Linked DNA regions of Homo sapiens: region 2 is linked to region 1. Evidence: read pairs that join two places in POLR2A ChIA-PET (ENCODE). Cell type or tissue: HCT116. All regions are shown on one strand.

Region 1 (8,000 bases):
GGCCCGTTCTCAATGAGCTGTTGGGTACACCTCCCAGACAGGGTGGCGGCCGGGCAGAGGGGCTCCTCACTTCCCAGACGGAGCGGCCGGGCAGAGGCGCCCCCCACCTCGCAGACGGGGCAGTGGCCGGGCGGAGGCGCCCCCCACCTCCCTCCAGGACGGGGCGGCTGGCCGGGCGGGGGCTGCCCCCCACCTCCCTCCTGCCAGGCGGGGGCTGCCCCCCACCTCCCTCCCAAAATTGCACCACTGCACTTCAGCCTGGGCTACAGAGTGAGACCCTATCTTTAAAAAAAAAAAAAAAATGCCTTTGTTGAGAATCCACTGTGTGACCAGATACTATGTGACATGTTGAGAAGCATTATAATACTTAAGGCATTTCTCTTTGCTCTTGGGGAACTTAAATGGAACAAGAAAGTATTTTCTGTAGTAGTTCACACAATAGGGTGTGAGTTTTCTAAGTGTTAAACTAATAAGGCTGAAAAATATGAATGTACTCAACATATTTAGATACTTTTATAAAAGGCATTGTTATGATGGCTTTATTAAGGGAAGCTAGACTATTTGGGGCTAGATTCATGACATCTGGATATATTAGTCAGGACCACTTTTGTTCCAAATGACAAAAATTAAAACTAACTTAAAAGGTTGGGTGTGGTAGCTCACACCTGTAATCCCAGCACTTTGGGAAGCAGAGGCAAGAGTCTCACTTGAGACCAGGAGTTTGAGGCCATCATAGGCAACACAGTGAGTAGAGACAGGGTCTCTACAAACAAAACAAAACAAACAAACAAAAGCCCAGCCAGGTATGGTAATGCAGACCTGTAGTCCCAGCTACTTTGGTGGGAGGCTGAAGTGGGAGGATCACTTCAGCCTGGGAGGTCGAGGCTGCAGTGAGTTGTGACCACACCACTGCTCTCTAGAGCCTAGGCAACAGAGCAAGACTGATAGATAGATAGATAGATAGATAGATAGATAGATAGATAGATAGATAGATAGATAGGAAGGACAGGCAGACAGAGACTAGATAGATGACAGAGAGACAGATAGATAGATGATAGATAGGTAGATAGATAGATTGATACATCAGTAGATAAAATTTTTAAAATACCAGTTACCAGTTGTGGTAGGCAGCCTCTAAGATGACCCCCTAGCATCCCTGGCTCCTTGTATTAACACCTTTGTATAATCCCCTCCTTTTTTTAACTTTTATTTTAGGTTTGGGGGTAGATACACAGGTTTGTTACATAGGTAAAAACATGTCACAGGGGTTTGTTGTGTATATTATTTCATCACTAGGTGTTAAGCCCAGTACCCAGTAGTTGTCTTTCCTGCTCCTCCCTCCTCCCACCCTCCCTCCCCAAGTAGACCCCAGTGTCTGTTGTTTCCTTCTTTGCCTTCATCACTCTTACCATTTAGCTCCCACTTATAAGTGAGAACATGCAGTATTTGGTTTTCTGTTCCTGAGTTAGTTTACTAATGGTAATAGCCTCCAGCTCCATCGATGTTCCTGCAAAAATGACATGATCTCCTTTTTTATGGCTGCGTAGTATTCCACGTTGTATATGTAGCACATTTTCTTTATCCAATTTGTCATTGTTGGGCCTTTAGGTTGATTCTGTGTCTTTGCTGCAGTGAACATTCACAATCACAAGCGTGTGTCTTTATGGTAGAATGATTTATATTTGTCTGGGTATATAACCAGTAATGGGATTGCTGTGCAATCCCCTTTTTCTACGTGGGTTGAATTGACTGACTTCTAAAGACAAGACTATGACAGAAGTGATGGTTTGTCACTTTTGAGATGAGGTTACAAAATACTGCAGGTTCCGTTTTAGATGCAGTGACTCTTTCTGGCCTTCTCTGGAATCATTCACTCTGGGGAGAGCCAGCCACCTTGTTAGTGAGTCCTGTGGAGAGGCACATGTAAGTGAGCTTGGAAGTGTATTTACTGAGACTGAAAATAACCAGGTATGTGAGCTTAGGAGTGGACCCTCCCCCAGTGTAGTCTTCAGATGAGACTGCAGACCTGGCTGACAGCTTCATTGCAGGCTCATGAGAGACCTAGAGCCTGAGACACCTGGGAAAGCTGTTCCCAGAGTCCTGACCCAAAAACTAAGAGATCATATACATTTTTAAAAATAAGAGACAGGGTCTTACCCTGTCACCTAGGCTGAAGGGCAGTAGCCCGATCATAGCTCACTGCAGCCTTGAACTCCTGGGCTCGAGCGATCCTCCTGCCTCAGCCTCCTGAGTAGCTGGGACAACAGGTGTGTGCCACCACACTGAGCTAATTTTAAAATTTTTCGTAGAGACAGGGTCTCACTACTTTTTGCCCAGGCTCATCTCAAACTCCTGGCCTCAAGCCATCCTCCTGCCTCAGCCTTCCGAAGTGCTGGGATTACAGGTGTAAGACACCACGCCTGGCCTCTAATGGTTTAAAGATCTGAAATGTATCAACACGAAGTAAAGGTTCATGTAAGGACCATATGACTTGTCTCTGAGCTCTGTTTATGCCTTCATGTGTGTGGGTTACCTAAGTACCTTTCTTGATGAAAAGGAAAATATCTCCAAGGGAAAAACAAAGTGGACTACATCCAATATGAAAAAAAAAAATGTCGCCGGGCGCGGTGACTCACGCCTGTAATCCTAGCACTTTGGGAGGCTGAGGCAGGCGGATCACAAAGTCAGGAGATCGAGACCATCCTGGCTAACATGGTGAAACCCCATCTCTACTAAAAATACAAAAAATTAACCGGGTGTGGTAGCTGGCGCCTGTGGTCCCAGCTACTCGGCAGACTGAGGCAGGAGAATGGCGTGAACCCAGGAGGCGGAGCTTGCAGTGAGCCGAGATCGCGCCACTGCACTCCAGCCTGGGCGACAGAGTGAGACTCTGTCTCAAAAAAAAAAAAAAAAGTTTATTAAAGCAAATTTTATTTAAAACCTGTTTTCTCCTTGACAGCAGCTTTACAATAAAATGAGATGTTTTTAAATTTATAAATCACATAATATGGGTATAAATACCAGACTGATGTTCCACCATGAAAAATATAAAATTGTAACCTCTAGAAACCGAGTAGGTAATAGAAATGTTGATTAACTTCAGCTGAAGTGCTCATACCTGCTGCTATTTTCAGGAATTAATAGCTACCCTGGGGCATTTTTAACTTACATACAACATTGAGTGGGATTTTCCTATGATGATTACCCTAATGTTTCAGAAAGTTCTAATTAGCAACTAATTACCATTCCACCTTGTCATCACACACCCTCATGCTGCCGTTGTAACTTTATATCTTCTTCTAATATGACAGAGGGAGGCTGCAATAAGTTCTGAAGGTGCTTTTGATAACTATGTAGCACAGGGAACAATATTACATTCACTGTTACTTCTGTAAGATTTAACTGTATCCAGACCATTCCTGAGCTCAATGTAGAATCAAAATAAAGGCCTTTAAAAATGCCATCCTCGGCCAGGCGCGGTGGCTTACGCCTGTAATCCCAGCACTTTGGGAGGCCGAGGTGGGTGGATCACGAGGTCAGGAGATCGAGACCATCCTGGCTAACATGGTGAAACCCCGTCTCTACTAAAAATACAAAAAATTAGCCGGGCGTGGTGGCAGGCACCTGTAGTCCCAGCTACTCGGGAGGCTGAGGCAGGAGAATGGCGGGAACCCGGGAGGTGGAGCTTGCAGTGAGCCGAGATCAGGCCACTGCACTCCAGCCTGGGCAACAGAGCGAGACTCCATCTCAAAAAAAAAAAAAAAAAAAAGCCATCCTCCCACTTGTAGGCTCCATGTTTTCTCACAAGGGACTGAAAGCAGGGCCCTTTACTTGGAATTCATTGGAATTCAATAAATACTTAGAATTCATTACTACTCATTAACAGTTAACTCATTTGCATGTTGTAAATTCCTTCGTCTTCACTAATTCTCGCTCATATACATAGAAAATTCTGGTTTTTGACCTACAATGACATTTGGTTTAGTTTGTTAATGTTCTTTTCCATCCTTATCTAATTTTCTACTACCGTAGGAGACTGTTTTGAAGCTATTTAGTTTTTGTTGTCCAGTCCTTTGAAGCCTTATGAGGAAAATTGTATGAATGAATATACACATGTTAATTACCACAAACATACATCCTTATTACCTATAGGTTTAGGTAAAACCCAGCGTTTTACCCCCAAGGGTCTGCAATAGTATTTGTGGTGGATGCTTTGCAGAGAGTATAGCACCAGCCTGTAGGACCTGGAGAAGAAATGGAACTGATACTCCCATATCCTCACCCAGAGTCAAGCACCTTGGCACCCCAGGCCTGGGCGGTTGAGATCACCTTGGAGCAGTGGCAAAGCTCATTTGGTGCTTTTATGTGAAAATGGAGTCCTGTGCACCGCCACCTTGATTTTACTTTGGAAAGCCACGGCTTGTATTCTGACTCCAGGGAATTCCACAGAGAAATGGTTAGTTACTATGTGGGGTTATTAGTCAATTTAAGGTAGAAAAGCCTTCTATGTACAATAGCAAAGAAGCCATAAAGGAGCAACTGATAGATTTTACTACCAGAAAAGGTAAAACATCTGCAAGTTAAAACAAAACACCATAAATAGAATTAAAAAGCAAATGAAAATAATGGAAGATATTTGCAAAATATATAAAAAAGGATTATGGTTAATGTTTTTAATAGAGCTCTTTCCAAGCTCTATAAATATAATTAGTTTTCTGATTCTTTTTCCGTTTCTAGAAGCACTCAAAATGGTCCAGCATTTGATATGCCCTTGTAGGCTATCCTACGATATAGCTGCCAATAAGACTAGGGTAGGCCATGTGAGGTGGCTCACACCTGTAATCCCAGCACTTTGGGAGGCCGAGGTGGGAAGATCAATCACTTGAGCCCAAGAATTCAAGACCAGGCTGAGCAACATAGTGAGACCTCGTCTCTACAAAAAATCAAAAAATTAGCCGGATGTGGTGGCATCACCTGAAGTCTCAGCTACTTAAGAGGTGGAGGCGAGAGGATCACTTGAGCCTGGAAGGTAGATGCAGCAAGCTGAGATCGTGCCACTGCACTCCAGCCTGGGCCACAGAGCAAGAACCTGTCTCAAACAAAACAAAACAAAACAAAACAAAAACAAAAAAGACCAGGCTGGCCTGAGCCTCTGGTAATGGAATTGTTTAGCTTTATACCAAGAGGAGTGAGACAGCACCAAAATCTGGGTATGGGATGTGCTCAGGCCGACCAGGAGAGGTTTATGCCATGAGACCTAAAATTCTTAACATGCTGTCTAAAACAAACAAAAGCATGTTAGCAGGGCCCGTGGTGCTTCGATGTGCACTAAATATATCTGTGACAAGATCAGTGTGCTTTTCTTAGTGAGGAGCAGAAAATCACTGTGAAAGCATTGAAGGCTTGGGCAGAGTCACAGAGCTACATTTTTTTTTTGAGACAGAGTCTCGCTCTGTTGCCCAGGCTGGAGTGCAGTGGCACGATCTTGGCTTACTGTAACCTCTGCCTACCAGATTCAAGCGATTCTCCTGCCTCAGCCTCCCGAGTAGCTGGGATTACAGGCATGTGCCACCACGCCCAGCTAATTTTTTGTATTTTTAGTAGAGATGGGGTTTCACCGTGTTAGCCAGAATGGTCTCGATCTCCTGACCTCGTGATCCACCCACCTCTGCCTCTCAAAGTGCTGAAATTACAGGTGTGAGCCACCGCGCCTGGCCCACAAAGCTAAATTTTAAATTGAAGCTTTTTTGAATAATTAAATCAAAAGCCTTATAAAACAATTGTGTTTCTGCCATTACATTATAGGGAAATGGATGGGCATATTTTCACCAAATGTAGATATATAATGGGGTGATCTGACTTGAAATATAGATTATGTGTTGTACAAAGAGTACATTTTGGCCAGATGCATCGCTGTAATCTCAGCACTTTGGGAGGCCAAGGGGAAAGGATCGCTTGAATCAGTAATTTCAGACCAGCCTGGGCAACATAGTGAGACTCCATCTCTACAAAAAATTTAAAAAATTAAAAATTGAAAATAATTCATTTTGGGGGATTATAGGGAAATCAAGGGAGATGGGCAATCCTCCTTTGGAGCAGCTGAACCTGAGGGTCAAATTGAGGCCCTCAGGGTGCCCATTGGGTCAGAGGGGACTGCGCACATGGTATGAATACTAGCTAAGGCCTTGGAGTGCTGTGAAGACTAATGACATTATCTGTGTAAAGTGCTGACCTCAATGACCAGCACACTCACTTATTCAATTATTTATCAAATTTTTATTGAGTGGCTACTGTGTACCAGATACTCTGCCAGGTGCCGGGGGTACTGCAGTGAACAAAACAGACAGCAGTCTCAAACCTCTCAGGGTTTACATTCTCCTAACACACAGTAAACCATCATAAAAGGTAGCCAGCATTATACTATAATACAAAATATGGGAAAACTAAAAACCATGATAGCTTTTTTCACCAGCTAAACTGGCAAAGATTCTGATGAAGATAATCCCTAGCAGGTATGGGCCAAGAGTATAGGCACTTTTTTTTTTTTTTTTGAATTTTTGTTTGAGACAGGGTCTTGCTTTGTCACCCAGGCTGAGTGCAGTGGCGTGATCGTGGCTCACTGTAGACTTGACGTCCCAGGCTCAAGCAATCCCCCCACCTCCTCCTCCCAAGTAGCTGGGACTACAGGTGCATACCAGCATGCCCAGCTCATTTTTTAGTTTTTGTAGAAACGGGTTTTTGCCATATTGCCCAGGCTAATCTCAAACTTCCTGGGCTCAAGCGATCCTCCAGCTTCACCCTCCCAAAGTGCTGGGATTATAGACATGAGCCACCTTGCCCAGGCAAAAATAGGTACTTTACTCTATTTCTGGGGGCAGTGTAAATTGGTGCAAACTTTCTGGAGGGCAGGTTGACAGCATGTATTAAATGCTTTTACTCCCTCAATTCCACTTCTGACTTATTGTAAGGAAATATTCATGGATTACTCAATAATATCTACTTGGGAAGGAAGTTAAGATGCTCAGAGCCGAGCTCCCCAGTTAGACAAGTCTGAGTTCACACTAAAGCGGGTTCTGCCATCTACTTGCAGTGTGACCCTCAGGTGAATTAGGGGCATCAGCACTGCATGATCTTAGGCGAATTGTTCCCAGCCTCCATGCAGCACGCTCCTCATCTGTAACATGGACATGATAATAGCATTTACCTTACAGGGCTATTGTGAGAAGTAAATGAGATAATGTAGAAAACACTTTAGTGTAGTGCCTGATGCATGGTAAGATTTCAATATACTTAAGCAAAAGAAAAAAAAAAGTATATGTTCATCCCAGCAGTATTTACAGTGATAAAAAGTAAAATAGAAAGTACCTAAGTGATTTAAAATAAATACAGAGAAAAAATTCCATACCACCACTAAAAATCATGTTGCAGATGAATAGTTAATGATATGGAAAATGATCACAATATATTGTTAGGTGAAAAAAAATTGATTATAGCCTGGGCACAGTGGCTCATGCCTGTATTCCCAGCACTTTGGGAGGCCAAGGTGGGAGGATTGCTCGAATCCATGAGTTTTAAGACCAGCCTGGGCAACATAGGGAGACCCCCTATCTCTCCAAAAATAATTTTTTTTTTAATTAGCCAGGCATGATGGCACATGCCTGTAGTCCCAGCTACTCTGAAGCAGAGGATTGCTTGAGCTGGGGAGGTAGAGGATGCAGTGAGCCTTGATCACATGGCTACACTCCAGCCTGGGCAATAGAGCAAGACTCCATCTCAAAAAAAATAAAATAACATTTTAAAAGGTGGTTACAAAGAATATGTACAAAACAAGAGAAGTGAAGGACCTCTTCCAGGAGAACTACAAACCACTGCTCAAGGAAACAAACAAATGGAAAAACATTCCATGCTCATGGATAAGAAGAATCAATATGGTGAAAATGGCCATACTGCCCAAAGTAATCTATAGGTTCAATGCTATTCCCATCAAACTACCATTAATA
Region 2 (8,000 bases), 86 kb before region 1:
AATAGACGCAATAAAAAATGATAAAGGGGATATCACCACCGATCCCACAGAAATACAAACTACCATCAGAGAATACTATAAACACCTCTATGCAAATAAACTAGAAAATCTAGAAGAAACGGATAAATTCCTCGACTCATACACCCTCCCAAGACTAAACCAGGAAGAAGTTGAATCTCTGAATAGACCAATAACAGGCTCTGAAATAGAGGCAATAATTAACAGCTTACAAACCAAAAAAAGTCCAGGACCAGATGGATTCACAGCCAAATTCTGCCAGAGGTACAAGGAGGAGCTGGTACCATTTCTTCTGAAACTATTCCAAACAACAGAAAAAGAGGGAATCCTCCCTAACTCACTTTATGAGGCCAACATCATCCTGATACCAAAGCCTGGCAGAGACACAACAAAAAAAAGAGAATTGTAGACCAATATCCCTGACGAACATCAATGGAAAAATCCTCAATAAAATACTGGCAAACCGAATCCAGCAGCACATCAAAAAGCTTATCCACTACGATCAAGTGGGCTTCATCCCTGGGATGCAAGGTTGGTTCAACATACACAAATCAGTAAACGTAATCCAGCATATAAACAGAATCAAAGACAAAAACCACATGATTATCTCAACAGATGCAGAAAAGGCCTTTGACAAAATTCAACAGCCCTTCATGCTAAAAACTCTCAATAAACTAGGTATTGATGGGATGTATCTCAAAATAATAAGAGCTATCTATGACAAACCCACAGCCAATATCATAGTGAATGGGCAAAAACTGGAAGCATTCCCTTTGAAAACTGGCACAAGACAGGCATGCCCTCTCTCATCACTCCTATTCAACATAGTGTTGGAAGTTCTAGCCAGGGCAATCAGGCAGGAGAAAGAAATAAAGGGTATTCAATTAGGAAAAGAGGAAGTCAAATTGTCCCTGTTTGCAGATGACATGATTGTATATCTAGAAAACCCCATCGTCTCAGCCCAAAATCTCCTTAAGCTGATAAGCAACTTCAGCAAAGTCTCAGGATACAAAATCAATGTGCAAAAATCACAAGCATTCTTATACACCAATAACAGACAAACAGAGAGCCAAATCATGAGTGAACTCCCATTCACAATTGCTTCAAAGAAAATAAAATACCTAGGAATCCAACTTACAAGGGATGTGAAGGACCTCTTCAAGGAGAACTACAAACCACTGCTCAGTGAAATAAAAGAGGATACAAACAAATGGAAGAACATTCCATGCTCATGGATAGGAAGAATCAATATCGTGAAAATGGCCATACTGCCCAAGGTAGATTATAGATTCATTGCCATCCCCAACAAGCTACCAGTGACTTTCTTCACAGAATTGGAAAAAACTACTTTAAAGTTCATATGGAACCAAAAAAGAGCCCGCATCACCAAGTCAATCCTAAGCCAAAAGTACAAAGCTGGAGGCATCACGCTACCTGACTTCAAACTATACTACAAGGCTACAGTAACCAAAACAGCATGGTACTGGTACCAAAACAGAGATACAGACCAATGGAACAGAACAGAGGCCTCAGAAATAATACCACACATCTACAACTATCTAATCTTTGACAAACCTGACAAAAACAAGAAAAGGGGAAAGGATTCCCTATTTAATAAATGGTGCTGGGAAAACTGGTTTGCCATATGTAGAAAGCTGAAACTGGATCCCTTCCTTATACCTTACACAAAAATTAATTCAAGATGGATTAAAGACTTAAATGTTAGACCTAAAACCATAAAAACCCTAGAAGAAAACTTAGGCAATACCATTCAGGACATAGGCATGGGCAAGGACTTCATGTCTAAAACACCAAAAGCAATGGCAACAGAAGCCAAAATTGACAAATGGGATCGAATTAAACTAAAGAGCTTCTGCACAGCAAAAGAAACTACCATCAGAGTGAACAGGCAACCTACAGAATGGGAGAAAATTTGTGCAATCTACTTATCTGACAAACGGCTAATATCCAGAATCTACAAAGAACTTAAACAAATTTACAAGAAAAAACCCCATCAACAAGTGGGCAAAGGATATAAACAGACACTTCTCAAAAGAAGACATTTATGCAGCCAACAGACACATGAAAAAATGCTCACCATCACTGGCCATCAGAGAAATGCAAATCAAAACCATAATGCGATACCATCTCACACCAGTTAGAATGGCGATCATTAAAAAGTCAGGAAACAACAGGTGCTGGAGAGGATGTAGAGAAATAGGAACACTTTTACATTGGTGGGACTGTAAACTAGTTCAACCATTGTGGAAGGCAGTGTGGCGATTCCTCAAGGATCTAGAACTAGAAATACCATTTGACCCAGCCAACCCATTACTGGGTATATACCCCAAGAATTATAAATCATGCTGCTATAAAGACACATGCACACGTATGTTTATTGCGGCATTATTCACAATAGCAAAGTCTTGGAACCAACCCAAATGTCCAACAATGATAGACTGCATTAAGAAAATGTGGCACATATATACCATGGAATACTATGCAGCCATAAAAAAGGATGAGTTCATGTCCTTTGTAGGGACATGGATGAAGCTGGAAACCATCATTCTCAGCAAACTATCGCAAGCACAAAAAACCAAACACCGCATGTTCTCACTCACAGGTGGGAAATGAACAATGAGAACACTTGGACACAGGAAGGGGAACATCACACACCGGGGCCTGTTGTGGGGTGGGGGGAGCGGGGAGGGATAGCATTAGGAGATATACCTAACGTAAATGACGAGTTAATGGGTGCAGCACACCAACATGGCCCATGTATACATATGTAACAAACCTGCACATTGTGCAGATGTACCCAAGAACTTAAAGTATAATAAAAATATATATATAAATAAAATAAAATAATGGATGTGATCCAGGACATCATTAAACTTTTTTTACTTTGAAAAAAAAAAAAAAAGCTAGTATGTAACAAATGTAAACATTTCTAGATTTATGGTCATCATCATAAAAACTCATTATTGCATTTTTAAAATAATATGATTCTAAGCTTTATAGATTTCTGGCCTTCTTCCTAAATGTCAGGTTGTCAGTTATCACTTTTTCTTCTGGCATCGTGTCAGCCTCATAGAGAAAAGTCCTATCATTTCTACTCCCCAGTTTCAGATCATACTTTCTAATGATAGGGACCTGGGAAACTTGATACTCAAGATTGATAAGACACACATATTAAACGAACATCAATGTGATTATGAGGGGGAAAAAAAGGGCTTCAGCAAAGTATATGGTTCTTAATAAACCATACAAAAACATCTCATAAAATCAGTGAGTGAGTTAGGCAAGGTGGCAAGATACAAGATGAACATGAAAATCAACTGTAGAACTTCCTATTTTAGCTCAGACATGTAACAAGCTTGGAAGTCATCATTCTCATCCTAACACCAAGATAAAAGCTGAACAAACTGAAAATAATTTATTTCTAGGACCCATTACAGAACCAAAGTCACGTGTCAAACCACTACCCCAAAATTTGGAGAGCAAGGCAAATTCAGAGTCACACAGATCTATTTCCCTGGAACAGAAACCCTGGAGCTATAAACTGGAAGGAACATTTAAAGGTCATTTCAATGAACTGCTGGAGGCTAAGTGTGGACTAGGATGAGAATGACTAACTTCTAGGAGTGGCAGTCTTGAAAGAAAGACCTTATACTTTTGTGGGGTTTACTTCCAAAAACAACATCAGCTTCCTACAGTAAAGAGCCAAGAAGATACTCCCATAGCTCTGACAAGGGGAGGGAAAAAATAACTAGTATGAAATAAGCCCAAGTCATTCATCATAACAAAGACTTACTTCCTAGACTTACAAAGACTTAAAAGGGTTTACCAGAGCCTTATCTGACCTGAGGAAAGGGCACTTCCCAGACTCCACATCCCTGGTCTTGCCTAAGGGAAAGGGTAAACTAAGAGACACTTGTAAAATTCACAGCTCATGACGCACACACACTAAAAGGCTAAGATTTAATCCTAACAGAACACTATCCCCTTCCCCATACTTTACCACCACTCCAACAGGCCTCCAGTACATCAACAGTGAACTGAGGGGCACAGGGTGGGAGTTGGGTGTGGGGTGGGGGCGCCTACCTTAAGTAGTATCTAAGGAAAATCTTAGATACTTAGTATCTAAGTAGATACTAAGGAAAATCTCTTAGAGACAAACACTGATGTCTGAAGAATTTAAAGCCTCTGGTACCTACAACTACAGCGAACATTAAAAGCAATCCAGTTTCTACTCAGATAACCCAATACCCCACTTCAGTTCCTATCACCTGATATATGGTGTCTGGCTTTCAACCAAAAATTGCAAGGCATGCCAAAAGGCAAGAAAAAAACAGTATGAAGAAACAAAGCAAGCAACAGAATCAAACTCAGCTGTGGCACAGATGGAACTATTAGACGGGAAACTGAAAATATCTACTATTAGGCTGGGTTCAATGGCTCACTCCTGTAATCCCAGCACTTTGGGAGGTCAAGGCAGGCAGATCGCTTGCGCCCAGGAGTTTGAGGCCAGCGTGGGCAACAAGGTAAAATCCCATCTCTACAAAAAATACAAAAACTAGCCAGGCTTGTTTTTGAGCCTGCTGTCCCAGCTACTTGGGAGGCTGAGGTGGGAAAATCGCTTGAACCCAGGAGGTCAAGGCTGCAGTGAGCCATGATCGCACCACTGCACTCCATCCTGGGCAAGAGAGCAAAACCTTGTCTCAACAACTACAGAATGGGAGAGGGGAGAAAATATTTGCAAATCATACATTTGGTAAGTGACCTCTACCTAAACTATATAACGAATTCTTACAACTCAATAATAAGGCAACGCAACTTAAAAATGTGCCAAGAATTTGAATAAATATGTCTCCAAGGAAAATATATAAATAGCAAATGAACATATGAAAAGATGCTCAACGTCATTAATCATGAGGCAAATGCAAATTAAAACCACAATCAGACACTTCCTACTCACTAGAATAACCATAAGCAAAAAGCCAGATAATAAAAAGTATTGACAAGGATGTGGAAAAATTGGAACCCTAATGCATTGCTGGTGGGATGGTCCTGATCTCTTGACCTCGTGATCTGCCCACCTCGGCCTCCCAAAGTGCTGGAATTACAGGCGTGAGCACCGCACCTGGCCCAACTGCATTTTTATATGCAGTCATATGCTGAATAACGTTTCAGTAATGGTGGACCACATACACAAACGTGGTCCCATAAGATTATAATACTGTATTTTTGCTGTACCTTTTCTATGTTTAGATACACAAATACTTAGCACTGTGTTATAACTGCCTACAGTATTCAGGACAGTCACATGCTGTACAGGTTTGTAGCCTAGGAGCAACGGGCTACACCATCTAGCCTGGGTGTGGAGGAGGATAGACCATCTAGGTTTGTGTAAGTACACTCTGTGATGTTCCCACAACAATAAAATAGTGTAACAACAACAAACAAAAAAAAACACGTCCACAGATGTTTATAGCAGAATTATTCATACTAGCCAAAAAAGGTGGCAACAATCAAAATGCTCCAAAAGTGGCAGATGGATAAACAATAGAATATTATTCCACCACAAAAAGGAATGCAGTACTGATACATGCTACACACAACATGGCTGAACATTGAAAACATTTAGTCAAGTGCAAGAAAGCAGTCACAAAAGACCACATAAATATGATTCCACTAAAATAAAAGGTCCAGAATCGGAAAATCTATGGAGATAGAGAATAGATTAATGGTTGCTTGGTGCTGAGGACCACAGACGACAGTGGGGTGATAGCTAAAGGTTATAGAAAACTACAAAACTCTAATGAACGTTATCGAAAACAGTCTAAATAAATGAAGACATAGTCCTTGTCCATGAATTACAAGACTATAGTGTTAAGATGTCAATTCTTTCCAGTTTGATCTGTAGATTCAATCCAATTCCAATCAAAATCCCAACAAACTATTTTGTAGATATGGACAAAGTGAAATTTAAACCTTACATGGAAAAGCAAAAGACTTAGAACAGCCAACACAATACTGAAGTACAACCAAGTAGGAAGACACATATTAGTTACTTTCAACACTTACTATAAAGCTACATTAATCCAGACAGCATGGTATTAGCAAAGGAATGACACAGAGATCAATGGAACAGAATAAAAAGTTCAGAAACATACCCACAAAAATTGATCTTTGACAAAGGAACGAAGTCAATTCCATGGAGAAAGAAAAGTCTTTTTCAACAAATGGTGGTGAAACAATTAGATGGATATATGCAAAGAAAATGAACCTAAAGACCTTACACCTTTCACAAAAAATTAACTAAAAATGGATCACAGGCCTATATTTAAGGTGAGAAACTATAAAAATTCTAGAAGTGAAACAGAAAAATCTAGGTGACTTTTGGTTTGGCAATGAGTTTTTAGATACAACAGTAAAAATATGATCCATGAGAGAAATAATTGTTTAGTTTTGTACTTTATTAAAATTGAAAACTTTTGCTCTACAAAAGTCACTGTTAAGAGAATGAAAAGACAAGCTACAGACTGGAAGTATTTGTAAAACATACATCTGATTAAAGAATTTACATTCAAGATATACAAGGAACTCTTAAAACTCATCAATAAGAAAACAACCCAATTAAAAACTGACAAAAGACCTGAATAGGCACTTCACCAAAGAATATATAAAGATGGCAAATAATAAGCATATGAAAAGATGCTCAACATTATTTGCAATTAGGAAATACAAACTAAAACAATGAGATACTTTACATGTATTAGAATGGGTGAAATCCAAAAAACTAGTAATACCAAATGCTCGTGAATATGTGGTACAACTCTCATCCATTGCTGATGGGAATACAAAATAGAAAAACCACTTAGAAAGACAGTTTGACAGTTTCTTACAAAGCTAAACAGAGTCATACCATACTAAACAGAGTTAAACATACCATACATCATGTTCTTAAGGATTTACCCATCTGATTTGAATCTGCTCATGAATGTTCATTGCAGTTTTATTAATAACCAACAAAAACTGGAAGCAACCAAGACATCATTCAATAGATAAATGGATAAACTGTGAAAGATCCATACGATTAGATTATACAGCAATAAAAAGAAATGAGCTGTCAGGCCATGAGAAGGCATGGATGAATCTTAAATACACACTCCTAAGTGAAAGAAGCCAATCTGAAAAGGCTACCTACTGTGTAATTCCAATTAAAAGACATTCTAGAATAGACAAAACTACAATGAGAGTCAATAGATGACTGGTTGCCAGAAGTGTGAGGGAAGGAAGGTGAAACACAGAGGATGTTAAGGTAGTAATTACATCCTGTATGGTGCTGTAATTGTGGATACCCAATATTGCGCATTTGTTAAAACCCATTTAAGTTTACCACACAAAGAATGAACCCCAATGTATGCAAATTTTTTTTTTAATGTAGGCATTTGAGGTGGGTCGGGAATTCCAGGACAGAATGCAGACTATGACAAAACAACCTAACTTTATTAAAAATGTATGAAACTGGGCCGGTCTCAGCAGCTCAAGCCTGTAATCCCAGCACTTTGAGAGGCTGAGGCGGGCTGATCACTTGAGGTCAGGAGATTGACACTGGCCTTGGCCAACATGGCAAAACCCCGTCTCTACTAAAAATACAAAAAATTAGCTGGGCACGGTGGTGCACCTGTAATCCCAGCTACTGAGGAGGCTAAGGCGGGATAATCGCTTGAACCTGGGAGGCAGAGACTACAGTGAGCCAAGATTGCGCCACTGCACTCCACTCTGGGTGACAGCAAGAATCCGTCTCAAAAAAAAAAAAAAGAGAAGAAAAGAAAAAGAAACTGGTTGGACTCAGTGGTTCATGCCTGTAATCCCAGCACTTCGGGAGACAGAGGCGGGAGGATCACTTGAGGTCAGGAATTTGACACCAGCCTGGCCAACATGGTGAAACCCCATCTCTACTAAAAATACAAAAA

What was found. ChIA-PET counts read pairs that join two places held together with the same protein. Peaks named below come from ENCODE experiments on the same cell type or tissue, not always from the same donor. Only the 100,000 strongest peaks of a DNase experiment are listed, where the experiment ranks them.
Region 2: POLR2A ChIA-PET joins it to region 1 with 6 read pairs; 3 of 35 experiments call an interaction of 5 or more read pairs at or near these places.

The regions. Positions count from the first base shown.
Region 1 is chr10:31,979,137-31,987,136 of GRCh38, forward strand. All of the region lies in intron 2 of LOC107984219 (a long non-coding RNA gene), which reads left to right. It overlaps LOC105376485 (a long non-coding RNA gene), which reads right to left. Exons shown (of 3, transcript XR_930806.3): 3 at 1,646-1,907. It also overlaps the pseudogene RPL34P19. Among named protein-coding and RNA genes, the nearest start is that of ARHGAP12, 54 kb to the left of the region's middle. In HCT116, no CTCF peak of the experiment used is centred here; no DNase peak of the experiment used is centred here.
Region 2 is chr10:31,893,383-31,901,382 of GRCh38, forward strand. All of the region lies in intron 3 of ARHGAP12 (Rho GTPase activating protein 12), which reads right to left. Among named protein-coding and RNA genes, the nearest start is that of ARHGAP12, 31 kb to the right of the region's middle. RefSeq lists an enhancer at 7,679-8,000. In HCT116, no CTCF peak of the experiment used is centred here; a DNase peak (open chromatin) is centred at 3,819; H3K27ac peaks cover 2,758 bases.